Linked DNA regions of Homo sapiens: region 1 is linked to region 2. Evidence: chromatin contacts called from ENCODE Hi-C or POLR2A ChIA-PET data. All regions are on one chromosome and are shown on one strand. Each heading gives the region's core, a stretch centred on a gene start or an enhancer-like site at or near the end of the contact. The rest is flanking DNA. Distances are from core to core; before and after follow the strand shown. Region 1 has its middle 67 kb from the start of UBIAD1. Region 2 overlaps DRAXIN (dorsal inhibitory axon guidance protein).

What was found. A loop is a pair of places that touch in the nucleus more often than their neighbours do. ChIA-PET counts read pairs that join two places held with the same protein, here RNA polymerase II (POLR2A). Pooled maps may share reads with other maps.
Region 1: a map of CD8-positive, alpha-beta T cell shows a loop between it and region 2 (32-fold over the local background). The contact joins two enhancer-like sites. A Hi-C loop is called at or near these places in 9 of 168 maps with a recorded cell type or tissue (B cell, CD4-positive, alpha-beta T cell, CD4-positive, alpha-beta memory T cell and 4 more), 12 of 37 single-sample maps with no recorded cell type and 20 of 50 pooled maps. POLR2A ChIA-PET finds 5 or more read pairs at or near these places in 1 of 52 experiments (activated naive CD4-positive, alpha-beta T cell).

The regions. Positions count from the first base shown.
Region 1 is chr1:11,336,303-11,343,111 of GRCh38, forward strand. No RefSeq gene overlaps it. Among named protein-coding and RNA genes, the nearest start is that of UBIAD1, 67 kb to the left of the region's middle. Within about 2 kb of position 3,754, at least 2 of the 41 ENCODE cell types and tissues checked have a DNase peak (open chromatin) inside an H3K27ac peak, as active enhancers do.
Region 2 is chr1:11,716,210-11,723,066 of GRCh38, forward strand. It overlaps DRAXIN (dorsal inhibitory axon guidance protein), which reads left to right. Exons shown (of 7, transcript NM_198545.4): 7 at 3,375-6,857. The coding sequence ends at 3,487. Among named protein-coding and RNA genes, the nearest start is that of AGTRAP, 16 kb to the right of the region's middle. RefSeq lists an enhancer at 3,535-3,604. Within about 2 kb of position 3,187, at least 20 of the 41 ENCODE cell types and tissues checked have a DNase peak (open chromatin) inside an H3K27ac peak, as active enhancers do.

The DNA of each region.
Region 1 (6,809 bases), core at 2,504-5,003, 380 kb before region 2:
AGCCAGCACCAGAGTGGGCCCCTGGCCAGGCGCAATGGCTCACGCCTGTAATCCTAGCGCTTCAGGAGGCCAAGGAGGATCACTTAAGGCCAGGAGTTTGAGACCAGCCTGGGAAACTTGGTGAAACACCCCGTTTCTACAAAAAGTAGCCAGGTGCCTATAGCCCCAGCTACTCGGGAGGCTGAGGTGGGAGGATCACTTGAGCCCAGGAGTTCAAGGCCATAGTGAGCTATGATCATGCCACTGTACTTCAGCCGAGGCAGCAGAGTGATACCATATCTCAAAACAAAACAAAACAAAGCAAAAACCCAACAACAAAACAGCAGGCCCCAAGGAAGCCTGTGGCAGGGGCCTGAGGGGTGGTGCAGGTAGGGTTGGTGGGGTTTTCCTGGGTCATGCCTCTAACTAGATAATAATGATGCCTGTCTCATTGCGGTGCGGTGGGAATACAATGTGCCTATAGTATATATGTAGCGCATACTGTATATGCAGTGTATACAGTGCACATATAGTGCATTTACAGTGGACATCTAGTGCATATATGGTGTATACGTAGCGTATATATAGTGCACGTGCTGTAGTGTATATATCGTGCATATGTAGTGTACGTGTAGTGAATATACAGCGCATATATAGTACATATGTGGTGCACATATAGTGTGCATATATGGTACATAGTGCACATAGTGTACATGAAACATATGTACACGAAACATATACACACGTGCACTACATTACACGTGTGAATTACATTACACATCTATCATATATGTGGTGTACATGTAGTGGACATATAGTGCCTATGTAGCATATGAATATGTAGTGAATATATAGTGCATATAGAGTATCTATGCAGTGCATATACATGCACTATATATAACTATACGTGCATTTACACATACACTATATGTGCACTATATATTCACTACATAGGCAATCTATATGCACTTTATATTCACATATATACACTATATGTGCATTACATGTACACTACATTACACTACGCCACATTACATTACACGTGCATTACATTACACATATATATGGTCTATGTGGTGTACATGTAGTGCACATATAGTGTATATATAGTGCATATGTATATATAGTATATATACTATATATACATAGTGCATATGTAGTTTACATGTAGTGAGTAAACTGCATATATAGTACATATGTAATGCATATATATAGTGCATGTATAGTACCTATATCGTACATGTGGTGGACATGTAGGGCACATATGGCATATATAGCGTGTATATATAGTGCACGTGTGGCGCATATGTGGTGCATACACTGCATATGTAGTATATATACATACAGTGCTCAGGGACGATGCGCCTCCTGCCTGGGTTCCAGGGGCAGGCACTCTCATCTCCTCTCAGGCCCCCAGGGGGCGCACCTCCCCCCGGCCGGACGTGTTCAGGCAGCGGCTTCCCTTCAGCCCCCATGCAAGCAGGTGCTTTTTATTTAGACTGATTTATTATTGGAACAACTTGAATCAGCTTCAAAGTAAGTTAAATGAGAAGAGATCTTCACCCCTAGTCTCATAAATCAAGGGGTATTCAAAGAAAAGGGAAAACAAATCACAGAAGCCTGGAAACAGATGGGCTTTCGTGGCCTTGTATTCCTGGCCTCTCTCCTAGGGCGCGCTGGGAACCAGTCTTTCTTTCCTTCCTTCACCTGAAGAGCCTGGGTCGAAAGCTGTGCTCCTTCCCCCCTCCTCCCCCTCTTTCACCTCCTCCTCCTCCTCCCTCTCCTCCCCCTCCTCCCTCTCCTCCCCCTCCTTCCCCTCCCCTCCTCCTCCCCTACCTCCTCCTCCTCCCCCACCTCCTCCTCCTCCCCCTTCTCCTCTTCTCCCCCCCCTTCTCCTCCTTCTCCCCTCCTCCTCCTCCCTCTCCCCCTCTTTCACCTCCCCCTTCTCCTCTTCCTCCTCCTCGTCCTCCCTTTCACGGTCGCCAGGGAGAGGCTGGTGTCCCCATAGCGAGGGCTGGATTTAAGTTGAGACAAATTATCCTTCTCCCTTACGCAGTGCACATGCCCAGAGCCCCTTTCTAGCCTCAGGGCTCCTGGTGCCCTGTGGGGCAGGGGAATGTCTCCGGGCAGTGTGGTTTGGGGTTGGGAGTTGGAAGGACTGTGGTTCCTGGATGACTGTGGAGAGATGTGAATTTGGGAGTCTGGTTGTGAGGCCATCTGAGGCTGCCCAGTGTGTGGCTGTTGTGCTTTGTGTCCCTGTGTGTATGTCCTTGTGTGTATGTGTGTCCCCTTGTGTGTCCCCGTGTATGTGTGTGTCCCTGTGTGTGTCCCCATATGTGTCTGTGTGTGTATGTGTGTGTGTCCCCGTGTGGGTATGCGTGCGTGTATGTGTGTGTCTCCGTGTGTGTGTGTATGCACACAAAAGCAGCTGAGCATTCCTCAGGCCTGGCCTGGAATTTCAGATCCACTCTGGATGAAAGTTGCTGCTGGCTGCCTCTTCTGTTCCCCTAACTATGGGCACTGCCTTTTCCTTATGCCAAGCTGCCCGCAGCTGAGAGCAATGCAGGGTCTCCCTCTCTGCACAGCAAATTCTGGCTGGGGACTCCACTCTCCTGCTCCACAGGCCACCTGGACGCACTGCCCAGGGCCACGGGAGGGACACCTGCAGCGGATGGACATCAAAAACTAAGGTCAATGGCCGGGTGCAGTGGCTCATGCCTGTAATCCCAGCACTTAGGGAGGCTGAGGCAGGAGGATCACCTGAGGTCAGGAGTTCAAGACCAGCCTGGCCAACACGGTGAAACCCGTCTCTACTAACAATGCAAAAATTAGCCAGGTGTGGTGGTGGACACCTGTAATCCCAGCTACTCAGGAGGCTGAGGCAGGAGAATCACTTGAACCTGAGAGGTGGAGGTTGCAGTGAGCCGAGACTGAGCCACTACACTCCAGCCTGGGTGAGAGGGAGAGACTGTCTCAAAAAAAAAAAAAAAAGAAACTAAGGTCAATCGCCAATGAACAATGAGACAGCGTGGGGGTGAGACGGGAGGACACACCGGGAGGGGCGCAAGAAATGCCAGAGGCAGGAGACAGATGGGTCCAAGGGCCAGAGAGCCTGCTCCAGTGGCTCCTCGGAGTGAGATGGGTCAGAGAGGGAGGCAGGAGACCAGAAAATACCAAGGAAGAAAAATCTAAGGTAAGGGAGACCAAGAAAGAAAGAAGAAGGAGTCAGACGTGCAGCTGCAGGGACAAAGACACATAAACCGGGGGTGAGAGAGACAGAGTGAGAGTTGCCTCCAGCTGGGGCTGGGTGGGGAACTTAGTTCCCACCAGGGTTGTGGACTTGGGAGCTTGCTTGCGGGGAGGAGGGCTAATTGGCGATTTCATCCAGGTCCTCCAGAACGTCTGCAGAAAAACAAACCCGCTAAACATCTCTCACCGTCTGTCATCTTCATTTTGCTTTTGTCTTCAGAATAAAGAGAATCTGAAACTCCCTAGGAGAAGCGGCTCCAGCGGCTCTCAGGCTGTCTCCCGTTCTGCTCCTTCTTCATGCTTTTCTGGTTGGAGTCTTTGTTCCGCAGCTTCTTGCCCTGGTTCAGGCTGGCGGCTGCTCTGACCCGGCGTGCTGGGGTCTCCATCCCCATCTCTGTCACACTGTGGTCTGGAGTGTCTGGGTCTCTTGCTCCCCTCCCCCTCCCCCCAGGCTCAGCCTGAGCCACCCCACCCCCCTTGGCCCGCGTGGCCGCTGCTGATCCTTGCTACTCCCAGCTGTCTCCGTGGCTCAGCCTGCAGATTGACAGGGCCCATAAATCACCGTGGCAAGGCAGGGCCCTGGGAAAGGAACACGGGGCCAGGTGCTGACAGGGCTGGCCTTGGGAGCTGGGGCTTTCGGCTTTCTGGTGAATCGCTGGGGCGTGGAGCCTGTGGCTTCTCTCCCAGCTAAATGGAGCATTTTGGTTGCAGTGCCTGTGTCTCCTGCCGATTTTCTCCAGCTCCCTGGAAGGTGGGACAAGAAGAAATAGGTTGAATGTGAAGCAAGTGGGATTCGGGTTAGACTGAAAAGAAGAATTTGCAGTGATGAGGCTTAACTTTGGAAAGAGGAAACACTGGGATGGGAAATGGTGAAACCCCTTGGCAAGGAGTTGGTAAAATCTGGATGGATTCTGTCTGATGATTTATAGTGCTGCCTGGAGACAGGGGAATGAAACATATGATCCACTCGACACAGAAGCCTTTGCTTTGTTTGAGGGGAGCCCGGGGGCCAGGAGAGCAAAGAAGTTACCAGTGGGGGCTTGGGGAACATGCAGCTCCCCTCCTGACCTGCTGTGTGATCCTGAGCAAGTGACTCAACCTGGCTGGTCTCTATCTGTAAAATGGGGATAGTCCCACTTCGTAGACTTACCATGAAGCTTAAAGGGCAGTGTATGCAAAGGGCTCTGCACAGTGCTTGGCACAGAGAACTTTTAATAAAGCACAGTTATAGGCCAGGCATGGTGGCTCATGCCTGTAATCCCAGCACTTTGGGAGGCCAAGTTGGGTGGATCATCTGAGGTCAGGAGTTCAAGACCAGCTTGGCCAACATGGAGAAACCCCGTCTACTAAAAATACATTAGCTGGGTATGTTGGCGCATGCCTGTAATCCCAGCTACTCGGGAGGCTGAGGCAGGAGAATCTCTTGAATCCGGGAGGTGGAGGTTGCAGTGAGCCATCATCACATCATTGCTCTCCAGCCTAGGTGACAGAGTAAGACTCTGTCTCAAAAAAAAAAAAAAAAAGCAGTTATTATTATCGGGCAAGATACTCAGCCTTTCTAAACCTCAGTATCTTAATTCATAAAATCCTAACCCTCACTTAATCATTCAACACACACCTGGAGAGCCCCAATCATGTGCCAGACCGCATCCCAGGCTCTGGGGATGTAGCAGTTCACATAGCAGACACAATTCCTATCCTTGCAGAACTAACATTCTAATTAGAGGGAAGGGAGAGAGGCAAACAAGAAACAAATAGATGTGCTATGAGAAAATAAAGCCGAATAAGGGGCATAAAGAGTGATGGCTGGTGCAGTGGCTCACGCCAGTGCTTTGGGAGTCCAAGGCAGGAGGATCGCTTGAGGCCATGAGTTTAAGACCAGCCTGGGTAACATAGTGAGATCCTGTCTCTACAAAAAATTAAAAACTTAGCTGGGCATGGTGGTGTGTGGCTGTAGTCCCAGCTACTTGGGAGGCTGAGACAGGGGGATTGCGTGAGTCCAGCAAGTCAAGGTTGCAGTGAGCCGTGATTGCACCATTGCACCCCAGCCTGGGCAACTTAGAGTGAGACTCCATCTCTTTTTAAAAAAAAGTGAGAGATAGAAGAGGCTATTTTATATAAGGTGTCCAGACAGGCTGCTCTGATAATATTTCAGCAGAAACTTTCATGAAGTGAAGGAGTGAGCTGATAGGGGATATAAGGGTGGAGCATGCAGGCAGTGGGAACAGTGATTGCAAAGGCCCTGAGGCAGGTGAGTGTGGTTGGATTGGAGCCCAGGTGGGGAGAGTGGGCGGAGAAGCCATTGAAGAGGAAACACATAGTTCATTGTAAAGGCTTATCTATTGGCCCACGCGGCGCTCTTGCAGAATTTTGCTAGTGGAGTTCACCTGCCCTGGGAGGCCCTTTGGTTCCAGCATCCTGGGTGAACTGGATCTCCTGCCACTCCTACCTGTTCAGGACCTAGAGAACAGCAAGCCCGAGGCTCCATCTCCTGTTTACCGCTGGCTGTTCTGCTCTGTTTCTGATCCATGGCATGCAGCCATGACTTTATAACTTACAAAATCCTTTATTGCCATAAGTGGAGAGGAGTTTCATGCATGCAAACTTGTCCCAACCTGGCAGCTTCATCTTCATTTTGTAAATGTTGCAATGAAACTCCAGGAGGTTCTGTGCTTGCTGGAGGCGTATGGGCCATATGGTGTGGAGGAAGGGCTGTAGTTGACCACTGCTTTATAAGCAGCTTTGTAAACGTATATATTTCAAGATGACACACACATACACACACACACCCCAGTCCCAGAGTGACACAATCATAGGGCCATTGCCAGAGCAATCATGAGTACTGAAAAAGTGAACACATGGCCTCTGCACACCAGGTCCCAGGCCGCAGCTGTGGCAGACATCCCTAATCAATCACAGGACTCCTTCGTGCTGAGCCCAGATGCAACCTCAGAATCCTGGAAAGCCCATATGGGGTTGATTTATAAAAGGAAGCATTGGCCATTTTTGCTGCAGGGGCAAGCTGTCCTGGGGGGCCTTTCCTGGGGGATAGGGAACAGCATTGGCCTAATCTCGGGTCTTGGAACCCTGTTCTTGAACCCTTGGCAGCATTCTCTGCCGGATTTATAAAGTGACTGCAGCTCTGGAACATGAGACAAAATTAGTGCAGCCTCAGAGAGCGCTGTCTCGAAATTGGCTTTCCAGCGAGCGGCTGGGTCTCCTACTCTCCCCACAGGTGGGGCTGTTTGAGTCCCTGGTAGGATTTGTTCCAGCTGCCAGACATGGATTAGGCTTTTGACTGTTGAACCCAGACAAGGGGACCAGCTGTTTAATGAGCTGGAGGAGGAAGTGGCTCCTGAAAGCAAGTCCTTTTCTTGGCTCAGGCATGCAGATCAGACATGGAACCAGGAAAGCTGCCTCGCCAAGCTTGGTAACCAGAGGGAAATGAATGATAGTGATCTGACAGGGAAGGATAAGGACAGGGGAGAAGAGGGGAGGTGGGGAGAGGAGCAGGAGGGGAGGAGCCAGGAGGGAAATCATGGACCAGCCTTTGCCTAGACCCCAGGGCTCTGCTGCAGGCT
Region 2 (6,857 bases), core at 1,937-4,436:
AAGTAGTTAGAATAGTCTAATGAGCGCCCATTTCTCATCACTCTGCTTCAATACCAACTCACGGCCAATCTGTGTCTATCATCTCTCACACACTTTCCTTATTCCGACATGATTTCTAAGCAACTCCTGGGAGCTTACAGGTATTTCACCTGTGAATATTTTAGTGTGTACCTCTGAAAGACAAGTACTCTTTTAAAAACAAAATGCCAAACATGAACGATAATTAATCAGTTCCATCCAATATCAAATCAGCATTCACACATCTCCTGGATGGGGGAATTGGGGCTCAGCCCCTCTGTGGACCTGAGATACATGCCCCGTTTTGCTCATATTAGCCTCAGAGAGTTATCTACCATGATCGTGCCACTGCACTCCGGCCTGGATGATGGAGCGAGACCCTGTCTTAAAAATGATGATAATACATCTTTTTCTTCCCAATTTTTAAAATTGTGGACTTTTAAATTTAATTTAATTATTTTTTGAGACAGGGTTTCACTCTGTCACCCAGGCTGGAGTGCAGTGGCGCAATCCCAGCTCTCTGTAGCTTTAACTCCCGGGCTCAAGGGATCCTCCCGCCTCGGCAATAAAGCTATGTAGTTCTGATTATTCACTCATCTAATCAGTTAAATATTTAGGGAGCACCTACTGCGTATCAGACATTGCTCTGGACACTGGGGGGTTCAGTAGTGAAAAGAACCAGCAAGTTCTGTGCCCATGAATTACATTCTAGTGATATGAGCAGACAACAATCAAATACATAGATAGTATGTCTTTAGAAAATAATAAGGGCTATGGCCGAGCATGGTGGCTCATGCCTGTAATCCTAGCACTTTGGGAGGCCGAGGCAGGAGGATCACTTGAGGTCAGGAGTGAGACCAGCCTGGCCAACATGGTGAAACCCTGTCTCTACTAAAAATACAAAAATTAGATGGGCATGGTGGCACTTGCCTGTAATTCCAGCTACTCGGGAGCCTGAGGCATGAGAATCGCTTGAACCCGGGAGGCAGAGATTGCAGTGAGCCGAGATCCTGCCATTGCACTCCAGCCTGGGTGACTGAGTGAGACTCTGTCTCAAAAAGAAAAAAAAAGTAAGTAATAAGGGCTATAAAGATAATAATATGATAATGAGTCCTACAGTTGTTTTAGAAAGGGTAGACAGAAGTGGGCATTGGAGGCCAGGGGAGTGGTTCATGCCTGTAATCTCAGCACTTTGGGAGGCCAAGGCGGGCAGATCATGAGGTCAGGAGTTTGAGACCAGCCTGACCAACATGGTGAAATCCCATCTCTACTAAAAATACAAAAATTAGCCGGGTGTGGTGACGCGCACCTGTAATCCCAGCTACTCAGGAGGCTGAGGCAGGAGAATCTCTTGAAACCAGGAGGCGGAGGTTGCAGTGAGCTGAGATCGTGCCTCTGCACTCCAGCCTGGGCAACAGAGAGAGACTCCGTCTCAAAAAAAAAAAAAGAAAGGGTAGACAGAAGTGGGCATTGGAGGCCAGGCGGGGTGGTTCATGCCTGTAATCCCAGCATTTTGGGAGGCCAAGGCAGGTGGATCCTTGAGCCCGGAGTTGGAGACCAGCCTTGGCAAGGTAGAGAGACACTGTCTCTACCAAAAATACAAAAAAAAAAAAAAAAATTAGCCGGGTGTGGTGGCGCACACCCATAGTACCAGCTACTTGGGAGGCTGAAGTGGGGAGGATCACTTGAGCCCAGGAGGCAGAGATTGCAGTGAGCCGAGATCTTGCCATGCCACTGCACTCCAGTCCAGGCAACAGAGCAAGACCCTGTCTCAAAAAAAAAAAAAAAAAGGGAGGCCCGGCACGGTGGCTCATGCCTGTAATCCCATCACTTTGGGAGGCGGAGGTGGGCAGATCACTTGAGGCCAGGAGTTCAAGACCAGCCTGGCCAACATGGTGAAACCCCATCTCTGCTAAAAAAAAAAAAAAAAAATACAAAATTAGCTGGGTGTGGTGGCGCATGCCTGTAATCCCAGCTACTCGAGAGGCTGAGGCAGGAGAATCACTTGAACCCAGGAGGCAGAGGTTTCATAAGCCAAGATGGTGCCGCTGCACTCCAGCCTGGGTGACAAGAGCAAAACTCCATCTCAAAAAAAAAAAAAAAAAAAGCAATGGCTCTCCATAGGATGTTTTACAGGGAAGGGCAGAATTTGAGCCACTTAAAAAAAAATTTAATAACCTTTTTCCTTTCCAATTTTCAAGATTATAGACTTTTTAATTGAATTTATCTGTGTATTTTATTTTTTAATTTTTTTGAGACAGAGTCTCACTCTGTTACCCAGGCTGAACTACAGTGGTGCAACCAAGGCGCACTGCAGCCTGGAACTCCTGGGCTCAAAGGATCCTCTCATGTTAGCCCCTCCTTCCTATAGTTGGGACTACAGGTGTATGCCACAATGCCTGGCTAATTTTTACATTTTTTGTAGAGATAGGGTCTCCCTATGTTGCTTAGGCTGGTCTGGAACTACTGGGCTCAAGCGATCCTCCCACCTCAGCCTCTCAAAGTGCTGGGATTACGGGTGTGAGCCACCGTACCCTGTGGACTTTATTTTTAGAGCAGTTTTCTAGAAAAATTTCACAGAATGTGGTTCTCATATACCTGCTTTGCCCCTGCATGCAGTTTCTCCTATTAATAACATCTTGCAATCATGTGGTAGATTTGTTTGTTTGTTTGTTTGTTTGTTTGTTTTCTGAGAGGGAGTCTAGCTCTGTCGCCCCAGCTGGAGTGCAGTGGCATGATCTTGGCTCACTGCAAGCTCCACCTCCCGGGTTCATGTGATTCTCCTGCCTCAGCCTCCCAAGTAACGGGGATTACAGGCACCCACCACCATGCCCGGGTAGTTTTTGTATTTTTTTAAGTAGAGACGGGGTTTCACCATGTTGGCCAGGCTGGTCTCAAACTCCTGACCTCAAGTGATCCACCTGCCTCGGCCTTACAAAGCGCTGGGATTATAGGCGTGAGCCACCGTGCCCGGCCTCTCTTGGTACATTTGTTGCTTGACAAACCAATAGTGATGTATTATTATTACTAACTGAAGTCAACGTAAGTTATAGTTCACTGTGCGGTGCATTCTGTGGGTTTTGACAAATGCATGCCATGTCCCACCATTACGTGTCACACAGAATATGTTCACCGCCCCGACCGCCCTGAGTCTTCTCTGTTCTCCTTCCGTGTTCATTCCTCCCCTCTTCCGGGTTCGTGTCTTTTAAGCTCATTGGGGCTGCCGTGAGGAAGCTGGGTTGTAGGGCAGAATAATGAAGGCAGGAGGGAGCTGGCTGGCCCCGAGCGTGCAGGGGAAGGAAGGGGAGGGCACGGGCCCTTCGCGCCTCTGACCCCCCTTGCCTCCACTCGCCCAGGGCTGCGCTGCTATGCCAAATTCCACCGGAACCGCAGGGTTACACGGAGGAAAGGGCGCTGTGTGGAGCCCGAGACGGCCAACGGCGACCAGGGATCCTTCATCAACGTCTAGCGGCCCCGCGGGACTGGGGACTGAGCCCAGGAGGTTTGCACAAGCCGGGCGATTTGTTTGTAACTAGCAGTGGGAGATCAAGTTGGGGAACAGATGGCTGAGGCTGCAGACTCAGGCCCAGGACACTCAACCCCAGGAGGGGAGCCGCTCGGCGAATGAGCTGGGTGGGTGCCCAGGAGCCGGCCCGCAGCACCTGCACACACGAAGTCCGGACCCACGCAGCCTCCATCCCGCGTGTCTTGCTCTCCGCGATGGCAATGCCGAGAGTGCCCTCTACTGTCCGACTCCAGCACTGCAACAGCTTCAAGTTCAAAACCAAGAGGCGTTTTTGAGAGTGGAAAAGAAATTTAAACTTCCCGAAAGAAGGTCCACCATCAGGAGATGAATATGGAACATCTCCTATGTACCAGGCACTGTGCTAAGTGCTGGAATACATTATCTCATTGAATTATCACAACGACCTTTTCAAGTAGGCATTATCACCATGCGACAGGTTGAGGACCGTGAGGCACGCTGGAGTTATTTGACTCGACTTGCCCAGGGTCCCAGGTCAGTGCTCCTCAAACCTGAACATGCTAAGAGTCACCTGGAGGTCCAGTTAAAAATGTACATCTGGCCGGGCGCGGCGGCTCACGCTTGTAATCCCAGCACTTTGGGAGGCCAAGGCGGGTGGCTCACCTGAGGTCAGGAGTTCGAGACCAGCCTGGCCAACATGGGGAAACCCCGTCTCTATTAAAAATACAAAAATTAGGCCAGGCGCGGTGGTGCACACCTGTAATCCCAGCTACTCGGAGGCTGAGGCACCAGAATCGCTTGAACTTGGGAGGCAGAGGTTGCAGTGAGCAGAGATCGTGCCACTGCACTCCAGCCTGGGGGACAAGAGTGAAACTCCATCTCAAAAAAAAAAAAAAAAAAAAGCACATCTGACTCAGTGGGCTCTGTGCTCTAACAAGCTCCCAGGGAACGCGAGGCTGCTGGCCCAGGGACCCACTGAGAGGTCCTGGGAAGTACATGGCAGAGCAAGGACATGAACCTGGGCCAAGGCTGTCCAGCTCCAAGGCCCACGTTCTTGCTGCTCCACAGCCAAGAATTTCTTCCAGATTCTCTAAGGCTTTTGGCAAGAGAGGCTCACACCCTGGTATTCCCTTCCTCTGTGGCTGGAATAACTTGACTGTTCTCTGCCTTCCCTGGATAAAGGTGTATCATGTTTAAAAACAAAACAAAATACAACTTAAGCACATACTTGCTTGCAGGAATAAGTTGGGCAGGTTGATCCCTGTGGTCTAGTAGCTGATATCCTGGGATAAGAAGTGTTTGGGGAAAAGAATCATGTTGGCCTTTATGTCCCTGTGGTCCTGATCATCCAGTCCTGGACAGGCACTTTACAGTTTTCTGGAGCACTTCCCCCCCAGGGGTTCTGATGCAAGCATGGAATCCAAAAAAACCCCACACATATTGCCCATGTTTACCCACTTTGCATACTGTTTAGTGATTTCCAGGACCACAAAACCATCCCTGGAACCCCACCCCACATTTTTGCAGCAGAGCCCACTGGGAAGTTGAGGCTCACCTGAAATTGAGGTGCTATCTGAAGCTAACTGCCCCTAACAGGCCAGACTCACAATGCCCACCCAGGACATCTGTCCCAGCAGATCTGGCTTCAGGGGTCACTTCAGGAGAACCATTTAAATCCCCCCACTTGGCATCTCACTCCTGGCCAACCCTCTGTTCCAGGGCGAACCAGGTTGCAAATGACAAAAGACTTTCCTGGCCAAATTCCTCACTGGCCTGGATCACGCCCATAAGATGCCAGAGATGTTTACTGCGTTGGAAAAATCAGTCGGGGTCAGGGGTCAGGCACCAAGGAAAGCAGGCAGATCTAGAAGAAATTAAATATGCTTGTTCTCTCCCTATCCAAGTTTGATGGGCATGGGAACCTTGTGGGGAGGGAGCAGGGAGGGCAGGGGAACTGGGAGATCAAAGCAGGCTAGCTGAAAGGCAGATATGGCTAGACACAATGGCTCATGCCTGTAATCCCAGCACTTTGGGAGGCTGAGGTGGGCGGACCACCTCAGGTCAGGAGTTTGAGACCAGCCTGGCCAACATGGCAAAACCCGGTCTCTACCAAATATACAAAAATTAAGGCTGGGCACGAGGGCTCATGTCTGACATCCCAGCACTCTGGGAGGCCGAGGTAGGCAGATCACTTGAAGTAAGGCGTTCGAGAACAGCCTGACCAACATGGTGAAACCCCATCTCTACTAAAAATACAAAAATTAGCCAGGCATGGTGGCAGGTGCCTGTAATCCCAGCTACTCAGGAGGCTCAGGCGGGAGAATCACTTGAACCCAGGAGGCGGAGGTTGCGGTGAGCCAAGATCACGCCATTGCACTCCAGCCTGGGCGACAGAGTGAGACTCCAAAAATATAAAACACTTAAAAATGTAAAAAGGCAGATCTGCCAGCAGCTTCGTACTTGAGACCAGACAACCCACACATGCTGTGTGTGCCTCACATTAAGTGGTGACTCGGGACTGTGCTGGCTCTGTGGGGCTAGAACCCTAAGGAGTACCGCCGGAAGAAAGCCCAGCATTACTATGGCTGGGGGACAGCTGTTAGATGGTCCTAGGACATCAGCCATGGAGAACACAGAGGGTCAGGACAAAGCTAAAATGCCCATAGAACTGCCACTGGTTGCCAGGGTAGTTCCATGGTTGGAAATTCAAGGCCCGTCTCTTTGCCCTAGCTATCTCTATTTGACATTTCCAAAGAGGGATGGGTGGATGGAACCTCTTAACTCCAGAGCTGGGAATCCCAAAGCCCTCTCAAGTGTCTAACCAACCTCTCTGCCAGGAAGTTCTTCCTTAGGTCTATCTTAAATTTATTTTGCTCATACAGAAGCCAGTTTCCTCTAATCCAGGGTTTAGCAAACTTTTACTGTGAGGAGCCAAATAAACATTTTAGGATTTGCAAGCCATCTGATCTCCACCAGCTACTCAGCTCTGCCGTAGCTCGAAGCAGCCACAGAGAGTGTGTAAATGAATTCATGGCTATGCTCCAGGAAAACTATTTCTGGACACACATGTGAATTCTGTATACTTTTCACATGTCACAAAATATTATTCTCTCTTTCCTTTTTTTTTTTTTTGGAGATGGAGTTTTGCTCTGCTGCCCAGGCTGGAATGCAGTGGCTCAGTCTCAGCTCACTGCAACCTCTTCATCCCAGGTTCAAGCAATTCTCCTGCCTCAGCCTCCCAAGTAGCTGTGACTACAGGCATGTGCCACCACACCTGGTTAATTTTTGTATTTTTAGTAGAGATAAGGTTTTACCATGTTGGCCAGGCTGGTCTCAAACTTCTGACCTCAGGTGA